2 separate regions of the Homo sapiens genome follow, and region 2 is linked to region 1. A link is an interaction called in ENCODE POLR2A ChIA-PET data of the cell type or tissue named here. Cell type or tissue: GM12878. All regions are shown on one strand.

What was found. Peaks named below come from ENCODE experiments on the same cell type or tissue, not always from the same donor. Only the 100,000 strongest peaks of a DNase experiment are listed, where the experiment ranks them.
Region 2: POLR2A ChIA-PET joins it to region 1 with 8 read pairs; 3 of 35 experiments call an interaction of 5 or more read pairs at or near these places.

Annotation. Positions count from the first base shown.
Region 1 is chr14:34,993,026-34,998,025 of GRCh38, forward strand. SRP54 (signal recognition particle 54) reads left to right here. Exons shown (of 16, transcript NM_003136.4): 2 at 3,652-3,762. The coding sequence starts at 3,685. Among named protein-coding and RNA genes, the nearest start is that of SRP54, 13 kb to the left of the region's middle. In GM12878, no CTCF peak of the experiment used is centred here; no DNase peak of the experiment used is centred here; H3K27ac peaks cover 346 bases.
Region 2 is chr14:35,462,092-35,467,091 of GRCh38, forward strand. No RefSeq gene overlaps it. Among named protein-coding and RNA genes, the nearest start is that of NFKBIA, 60 kb to the left of the region's middle. In GM12878, no CTCF peak of the experiment used is centred here; no DNase peak of the experiment used is centred here.

The DNA.
Region 1 (5,000 bases):
AGTTTTGTATATTTTGTAGAGATGGGGTTTCACCATGTTGGCTAGACTGGTCTTGAACTCCCAACCTCAAGCAATCTGCCTGCCTTGGCCTCCCAGAGTGCTGGGATTATAGGCGTAAACCACCATGCCTGGCTTAGTATAGCTTTTTAAAATGAAAGATGATCTGTTTATGACATGACCTCTAAAAAAGTTAATTGTGGTGTCATAAATAGGATTCTATCACTCCCAGTACCACCATGGTGAAGGATATAAACTGAAACATCTGAATCTTATTTCTTAAATGAAGAATATTAATTTAAGGATCAATAATTATTTTGTATAATGGGTATGGCATAAGAAATAAAAAGTCCTGGATCTTTTCCATGAGGTGGTTGGCTCTCAGGTTAAGTAACAATGTAATTGTAAAAAAATCTTATGGTAAGCAATTTTTTTTTCAATTTCATCAAGTATTGGTAGTAAGTTTTTTTTAAGTTCTAAATTACCAAATTGTACTTGAGTGAAAGTGTAGTGTTTAATTTGTAGCTCAGCCTGGGATATCTGTTTGCCAGTGATAGGTCCTCAAATGCATTTTCCCTTCCTGCCTTTTTATGATTCCTCTCACCTCTTTACTTTCTCTATGGTGAATGAGTCAGCTATTTCATCTTCCTGTTTGTCTTAAAATTAATTAATTAATTTATTTATTTATTGAGATGGAGTTTCACTCTTGTTGCCCAGGCTGGAGTGCAATGGCATGATCTCCAGCTCACCGCAATCTCCACCTCCCGGGTTCAAGCGATTCACCTGTCTCAGCCTCCCAAGTAGCTGGCATTACAGGCATGTGCCACCATACCTGGCTAATTTTGTATTTTTAGTAGAGACGGGGTTTCTCCATTTTGGTCAGGGTGGTCTCGAACTCCCAACCTCAGGTGATCCGCCTGCCTCGGCCTCCCAAAGTGCTGAGATTACAGGCATGAGCCACCGCACCTGGCCCAAAATTTATTTTTTTTAATACGGACTTTCTCTCTTGTTGCCCAGGCTGAGTGCAGTGGCGCGATCTCAGCTCACTGTAACCTCTGCCTCCCATCTTCAAGCGATTCTCCTGCCTCAGCCTTCTGAGTAGCTGGAATTAAAGGTGCCTGCCACCATGCCCAGCTAATTTTTTTTTTGTATTTTTAGTAGAGATAGGGTTTTGCCATGTTGGCCAGGCTGGTCTCGAACTCCTGACCTCAGATGATCCACCCACCTCGGCCTCCCAAAGTGCTGGGATTACAGGCGTGAGCCACCACGCCTGGTGCTGTTTCTCTTATTTTTAATCTCCTGTGTATTCTGTAGAAGGGATCTAGTCTGGATAATCTTGGTTGACTAAATTAGACTACATTAGTTTGGAAGGGTTACCAAAACAGTTGTTTTGAAGAGTTACCTTTTCTGCTAATATTGTTCATATTGGAAAATTGATATTCCCCAGACCGTGTTTTTAGAGCCCTTTGAAATCTCTGTTTCCTTCTAACTGTATACACCTCTGTCCTAAGCAGAATGTTTTGTTTCCTGTCCCCTAAATAATGCTCAGTGATCCATAAGTACAGTGCATATATAAGGCATAAGTATGTCCCAGACTTACCTCTCTCTCCATTTCTGCTTATGCTATTTCATCTTCCTCAAATTCCCTTTTGTCTTCTCCACTTACTCAAATTCTACTCTTATTTCAGGACCAAATTCATACTCAGTCTTTCCAATAAAGCCTATACTCTCTGCCTTAGTCTAAAATTCTTCCTTTTCTGTTTTCTTTTTTTGTGGAGACAGAGTCTCACTCTGTCACCCAGGCTGGATGGAGTGCAGTGGTGTGATCATGACCTCCTTGGCTCAAGCAATCCTCCCCTCACCCTCCCGAGTAGCTGGGACTACAGGCACATGCCGCCATGCCTGGCTACTTTTTTTTTTTTTTTTTTTTTTTTTTTAAGAGTTGAAGTCCTGCCTGCTATGTTGCCCAGGCTGGTTTCCAACTCCTGAGCCCAAGTGATCCTCCTTCCTTGGCCTCCCAAAGTGCTGGGATTACAGACATGAGCCACTGTACCTGGCCTTTTTTTTCCTTTTTTTTTTTTTCTTGTTCCAGAGAAGCAGAATCAATAAAGGGTGTGTGTGTGTGTGTGTGTGTGTGTGTGTGTGTGTGTGTGTGTGTGTGTGTGTAGAGAGAGAGAGGGAGAAATGGATATAAAGATATGTATTTATTATAAGGAATTGGCTCAGGCCGTTATGGAGACTTAAGTTTCAAGATCTGTAGGATGAGTTGGCAAGCTGGAGACCCAGGAGAGCCCATGGTGTAGATCCAGTCTGAATCTGAAGGCCTGAGAACTCAGAGAGCCATTGATGTAGTTTTAATCCAAAGGCTTGAGACCCACAAAGAACCAGTGTTTCAGTTTGAAGGCAAGAAAAGCTGATGTCCCTGTTAGCAGTCAGACAGGAGGAATTCTCTCTTAGTGTTTATTTTAGTGTTCATTTGTGTGCCTTGTCTTACCAGCTAGTAGGTAAGCATCTTGAGGGCAGGGACTACAAATCATATTTGCTTGTTTATCATCCATAAGCCCTTGCATCCTTACAAGTAGTAAGTACATCTAATATGTAATACTTTTATAAAACAGTAAGATTTTAGAGCTGGAAAGGGTTTTTGACTCTTAGTTAACTGAAACAGAAAGTCTGTTGCATGTGACTATTTTTTGGAAGAACCAGGATCAGAATTTTATTTTCGGTTCCTCATCAAGGGCTTTTTCTAATAATTCTTATTAATAATAAATGATAACTTAAATCATTATCCTATTTTAGAGTTTTCCTGGAATCAGAAACAGGTTTAAAATGGGAAGAGAACCAGCCTTGGCAACATAACATAGTGAGACCCCGTCTCTACAGATAATAAAAATTAGCTGGGCATGGTGGCATGCACCTGTGGTCCCAGCTACTTGGGGGGCTAAGGCAGGAGGATTTCCTGCGCCCAGGAAGTTGAGGCTGCAGTCAGCTGTGATCACACCACTGCACTCCAGCTTGGGTGACAGAGTGAGACCCTGTCTCAAAAAAAAAAAAAAAAGAGTAAAATAATATACCTCTTTCCTTTGTGGTTAGAAGAATAAAATGAAATAATGTATGTGGAATCACTTAGTATAGCGCTTCGATATAGCTGATAGCTGAACAGTTGCTTTTTTTGTACTAGAAAAGTTATTAAAACCTTTTTTCTTTTTTTTGCTTAGGAGCAAGAATCAAAATAGTTTGCAGAGTCCTTTAATGTGGGAAATTAGGCAGTATTCCTGGAGATTTCACCTTTTTCTCCTCTTTTAATTTAAAAATGTGCATGATACATAATTCAGTTATTCATAAGTATTGTGCCAAAAAAAGAACATATTTAATGTGAGATTATGTCATTATTTCCTCAAAGTATGGTATTTGACATGTTAAATTTGCTGATTCATATACAAGATTCCAATTAAGTATTCAAATATAAGGCATCATAACCAAGTAGCAGTTTTATCTTTATGACATGACTGTATTTAAGCACAGGTTGAGGCTATGGAAGGTGATCTTACAGTATCTAAACACTAGAGTAATTTGAACTTAAATACTCTTTAGAACTCTTCAGTCATGGGAAGTGAAATTGATTATTCTCACTTAATTTTTTTTCTGCTGTAGAGTTCTTCGTAAGTACATCTTAAAGCTGTCAAGATGGTTCTAGCAGACCTTGGAAGAAAAATAACATCAGCATTACGCTCGTTGAGCAATGCCACCATTATCAATGAAGAGGTATGTAAAATATTGTATGAAATATATATGATTGTATATTGTCACTAGCATTGGGAAGATGGCTTATTCATAATCCCTGTATTTATATGTATTTTGATGTAGACTTAATACTTGTAGATAAAAGCCTAAAAGTGGATACAGTAAGTAGTGTTTTATTGAGAAATTAACTACAACTTCAAATTTACTTCAACTTTCTATAAAGAATTTTCCAAAAAAAAATCGAAAAAAACCTGACCTTAACTTACATGTAAAAATAACATATTTTATCTTTTGAAAGTGGCTTAAATCTGGAACTGTACTTTTGTTTTCTTTATTGATATAGACCTAAAATTTCATTACTCTGCTTCTTTCTTCTTGGCTAGGCCTGTGCTTATCTGTCCTTTTCTTTGTGACTTTTATTTAGCATTTTTATAAAAGGCTAGCATTTCCATCTTGTCTGTTTTGATTCATTTTCTTTGAAATCTTCAGTTTTTTGGAGATTTTGTAAGCCACTCCTTAGATGATATTAAAATACTTTTCTTCCCGGCTATATTATTTTAAGATATTTCTTTGTTCCATTTGTCCCCCACAGATTGTATCTTAGTGGTTTATTAATTGAAAAAGTTGACTGTGGTTCACAAGTATACTTTATATTTTGTATCAACAATGGAAAAGTACTGAATTTGGTGTTAGAAGACATTGGTTAGTCCCACTGTAGCTATTTAGCAGCTGTACGATGTAAATTGGGGCAACTAAACCTTAGATTCCTTAGTGTATAAAATAGGAAAAATAGCATTTACCATAGAAAATGGTTTTAAGTTTCAAATAAACTTTCTAACTTGGAGGTTAGAAAACTTACGTAGAATTCTTACATGGAATTTGATCTCAATACTAAGCTAACGGAATTAAATAATTTTGAGACCATCTTAGAGATCATTTAGTTCAGCCTCTTATTTAACAGAACCAAAGTCAGTTTCATGTGATTATTTATTTGGAAGAACCAGGATTAGAACCTTTTTTTCCTAGTTCCTCATACAGGGCTTTTTCTAATACTGCTTATTAAAAAATAAATCATAACTTAAATCATTGTTTGGTCTTGTAATTCCAAATATATAAAACGACTTTCCAAACAGTTTTCCCTGTTGTGTAGCCCTTATGTTCTTTGTGTTTATAGTAGAAAGGAAAGGAAACCAGGGGAGGAGTTCTTGGTGGGAGGTAGAGTAACAGCTGTTGCTTAAATTGGCAGCTTCTCTGTTCTT
Region 2 (5,000 bases), 470 kb after region 1:
AATATTTTTGTCTTGCTCTGTCAGCCAGATTGGAGTGCAGTGGCACCATCAGATCTCACTGCAGCCTCAAACTCCTGGGCACAAGTGATCCTTCTGCCTTAGCCTCCCAAGTAGCTAGAACTATAAGCACGTGTCTGGCTAATTTAAAAAAAAATTTTGTAGAGATATCTTCTTGCTATGTTGCCCAGGCTGATCTCAAACTCCTGGCCTCAAGTGATCCTCCCATTTCAGCCTCCCAAAGGATTACAGGCTGGATTACCGGCATGAGCCACCATGCCAGGGCTCATATAAAATTTTATTGAAGATGTGATTATAGTAAAATTACCTGTACTTTTTTTTTTTTAAATTTAAGAGACTAAACTGTTCAGCATTATGGTATTCACTCTAATGGGATTTTTTTCTTTTCTTTCTTTTCCTTCCTTCCTTCCTTCCTTCCTTCCTTCCTCCCTTCCTCCCTCCCCTTCCCCTCCCCTCCCCTCCCTTCCCTTCCCTCCCTTCTTTCTTTCTTTCTTTGAGACTGAGTCTCACTCTGTTGCCCAGGCTGGAGTGCGGTGGCGTGATCTCCACTCGCTGCAACCTCCACCTCCTGGGTTCAAGCAATTCTCCTGTCTCAGCCTCGCAAGTAGCTGGGACTACTGGTGCATGCCACCATGCCCGGCTAATTTTTGTATTTTTCATAGAGACAGGGTTTCACCATATTGGTCAGGTTGGACTTGAACTCCTGACCTTAGGTGATCCACCCACCTCAGCCTCCCAAAGTGATGGGATTACAAGCATAAGCCACTGTGCCTGGCTCTAATGGGATTTTAAAATACCCAATTACTTAAGCCTAGAAACCTTAAAATTTTGAAGTGAACAATTATTTTGGATTTAAACATTGAGTCAGTAAAATTTTATAAATAAATGTTTAAAATAATGATTCAGATTTCATTATAGTTGAATGGTAGAAAGGATCACAGAGACCATGTGTGCATGTGACTGAAGATTAGAGGGTTCACAATAAGAATTACCCTCTCATATCTGGCCCCATCTGCCTGGTTCCCACCCTGCACCTTAATCACTGTTACCAGTTTTCTCTGAATCTGTCCAGAGTTTTCACATATACAAATAGGTATGAATGTATATTCCCCTCCCGTCTTTTTACATAAAAGATAACATTATTTTACACTGAAAAAAACAGGCTGGGTGCGATGGGCTCATGCCTGTAATCCCAGCACTTGGGGAGGCCGAGGCGGGTGGATCACGAGGTCAGGAGATCGAGACCATCCTGGCTAACATGGTGAAACCCCGTCTCTCCTAAAAACACAAAAAAAATTAGCTGGGCATGGTGGCACGCATCTGTAGTCCCAGCTACTCAGGAGAATCGCTTGAACACGGGAGGCCGAGGTTGCAGTGATCCAAGATCGCGCCACTGCACTCCAGCCTGGGAGACAGAGCGAAATTCCATCTCAAAAAAACAAAAACAAAAACAAAAACAAACTTTATATATTCTGAAGATTTTTTTCATATCAGTATATAGAGCTTTCTTATTGTTTTTGTATTTTATTGAAGATCTGCAAAATATCCCATTTAATAAATGTAGCATAATGTATTTAGTTAATTTATTATTAATGGACATTTAGATTGTTTTCCAGTCTTTTACTAATACATTGTTTCAGTGGATAATAACCTACACGAGTATATCTATAGGATAAATTCCCAGAAGTGGATTTACTTAGTCAAAGGACTTACACATTTATAGTTTGGATAGATTTTGCAAATTGCCCTCCATAAGTGTTTTACTAATTTATTCTTCCACCAGCAATGTAGGAGAGTGCCTGTTTCCCCACAGCTTTGCCAACAGTGTGCATTTTCAAACCTAATAGCTGAGAAATAATTATGTCAGTGTAGTTCTGATTTGCAATTCTCTTATTAGGAGTGAGGCTAGGTATCCTTTTCCATGTCCAAAAAATGTTTTTATTTTCTGTGAGCTGTTCCCACTTTTAGCTCATTTTACTGTTGAATTGGGTTGATAGTCTTTTTCCTATTTCTACTTACAGGTGCTCCTTCTAGATAGGGGAGATTTGCCTTTTGTCTGTGTAAAGAATTATAAGCATTTCCCTCCAATTTATAATTGTCTTTCAATATCACATACAGTATTTTTTGCCATGTAGAATTAAAAAATATTTTTATGTAGTTAAATTTATCAATATTTTCTTTAGTGACTTCTGGATTTCAATTCATAGTAAAAAGGGGCCTTCCCTACTCCAAGGTTATAAAGGAATTCTCCTTTCTTTATTAGTAGTTTTGTCTCTTTTAAAGTTTTATTTTATTTATAATTGACACATAACTGTACATATTTATGGGGTACAGTGTGATGTTTCAATGCATGTATACATTGTATAATAATCAAATCAGGGTAATTTGCATATCCATTACTTTAAACATTTGTCATTTCTTTGTGATGATAACATTCAAATACCTCTTCTTCTTTCAGTAGTTTTGTAGTTCTTTTTTTCCTTTCCTTCCTTCTTTCCTTCTTTCTCTTTTCTCTCTCTCTCTCTGTCTCTCCCCTATTTGGGATATTCCTAGTGTATGGTATGGATAATATTTTAGGAAATCAGCTTGTTTCTATGCATGTGTTTTCTTTTTATACTTCCCCCATTTAAAGTAAATAGCTGGTTCAGGGTCTCTATAGAACAGAAGGCAGAGATATTATGCAAGACTTTCTGGTTTCTGTTTCCAAAAACTTAAGCCCCTGGGAAGATTTAGAGAGTTTGTAGAAAAGAAAAAAGGGAGAAGGAGATTTTCAGGTATAGGTAGAGTGCCCTAGGGAAGTAGGGCAAGGAGGTGGGGTTGGTAGAAAGTGAGGCTTTCCCCCACTACTTCTCTCCAACACACACATACACACACACACACACACAGATACATACCCCCACCCCAACACCACGTCAAAAATATCCCCCCCAATAGGAGGAAAACAAGAGACAAGTCTGTAAGTTCTTGATATGGTTTGGATTTGTGTCCCTGCCCACATCTCATGTCAAATTGTAATTCCCAGTGTTGGAGGAGGGGCCTGCTGGGAGGTGATTGGATCATGGGGGCAGATTTCCCCTTGCTGTTCTCATGATAGTGAGTGAATTTTCATGAGATCTGGTCGTTTAAAAATGTGTGGCACCTCCCCCACCTCCTTCCTGCTTCTTTGGCCATGTAAGACATGCCTGCTTCCCCTTCGTCTTCTGTTGTGATAGTAAGTTTCCTGAGGCCTCCTCCTAGCCATGCTTCCTGTACAGCCTGTGGAACTGTGAGTCAATTAAACCTCTTCTTTTTTTTTTTTTGAGATGGAGTCTCACTCTGTCACCCAGGCTGGAGTGCAGTGGAATGGTCTCAGCTCACTGCAACCTCTGCCTCCTGGGTTCAAGTGATTCTCCTGCCTCAGCCTCCAGAGTAGCTGGGATTATAGACATGTGCCACCATGCCAGGCTATTTTTTGTATTTTTAGTAGAGATGGGGTTTCACCATGTTGGCCAAGTTGATCTCAAATTCCTGGCCTCAGTTGATCTGCCTGCCTCAGACTCCCAAAGTGCTAAGATTACAGGTATAAGCCACCATTCCCAGCCAATTCTTTTCTTTATAAGTTACCCAGTCTCAGGTAGTTCTTCATAGCAATGCGAGAACAGGCTAACACAATTCTAGAGCATCAATGTCCCAGTTTTGGCTTCTTGGCAGCACCTAGAGAGGAGTAGGATCTGTTGCCTCCAGGCATATGGGATTTAGTCAGTTGCAAAAAAAGATTCCCAAGTCCAAAATATGTTGATGAAGTAGAAGGAACTACTGATGCTGAAGGTGCTGTTTAGACAAGACAATGGAAGACTCAGGGATAACCTATGTACAGAAGTGATTGATTGCTAGAACCGGCACACCCCAATTTGCCCCATGTCAAAATGCAAAAGATATAAGAATCTTAACCTAACTCAGAAGAGATGGGTGAAGGGCTTTAAAAACTAACCTTTTTTTTTTTCCACTAGCCCAGGAGAATAGGGGAAATTCATTTTTACATAAAGTGATATTCTTATTTACCTGACCATACTCACTACATATTGTCTTAGTCTGTTCTGGCTGTTATAACAAAAATACCATAAACTAGCTGGCTTATAAACAACCCATTTATTTCCCACAGTTCTGGAGGCTGAGAAGTCCAAGATCAAGGCACCAGCAGATTTGGTGTCTGGTGTAACTGCCAAGTGAGTTCATTGTGTCTTGCTGCTCATATAATCAAGGCAGGGGAATTGCAATAGAGAAAGAGTTTAATACATGTAGAACCAGCTAAACAGGAGACCAGAGTTTTATTATTACTCAAATCAGCCTCCCTGAAAATTCAGAGGCTAGGGTTTTTCAAGGATAGTTTGGGAGGCAGGGGACGAGGGAATGGGTGCTGCTGATTGGATTGAGATCACTCATAGGGGTATGGAAAACAGTCCTCACGTGCTGAGTCCACCCCAGGTAGGGGCCACAGCAAAGTTGCTGGTCCAGGTGGAGTCATCTGGTAGTCAGAAATGCAAAACTCTGAGAAGACATTGAAAAGGCCAGTCTTAGGTTTTACAATTGTGATGTTATTTACAGCAGCAAATGGGGAAGTTGCAAATCTTCCTGAAAATGCTATACCTCCAGAAAAATGGCTGGTAATCATTGAACTATCACTACATCTTAGCAGAATTTAGGCCCCTCTCATCCTCTGTACTTGGTGGCTTAGCACTAGTTTTACAAAGGTGGTTTAGTTTGGGGAGGGGCTATTATCACTTAAACTATAAACTAAATTTCTGCCAGCATTAGCTTGGCCCATGCCTAGGAATGAATGACCAAGGGCAGTTTAGAGGTTAAAGGCAAGATGGAGTTGGTTAGGTCAGATCTCTTTCACTGTCATCATTTTCTCACTGCTATAATTTTTGCAAAGCCGGTTTCACTGGTGGGGGTCTGCTTTCTGGTTTATAGGTGGTACCTTCTAGCTATGCCCTCACATA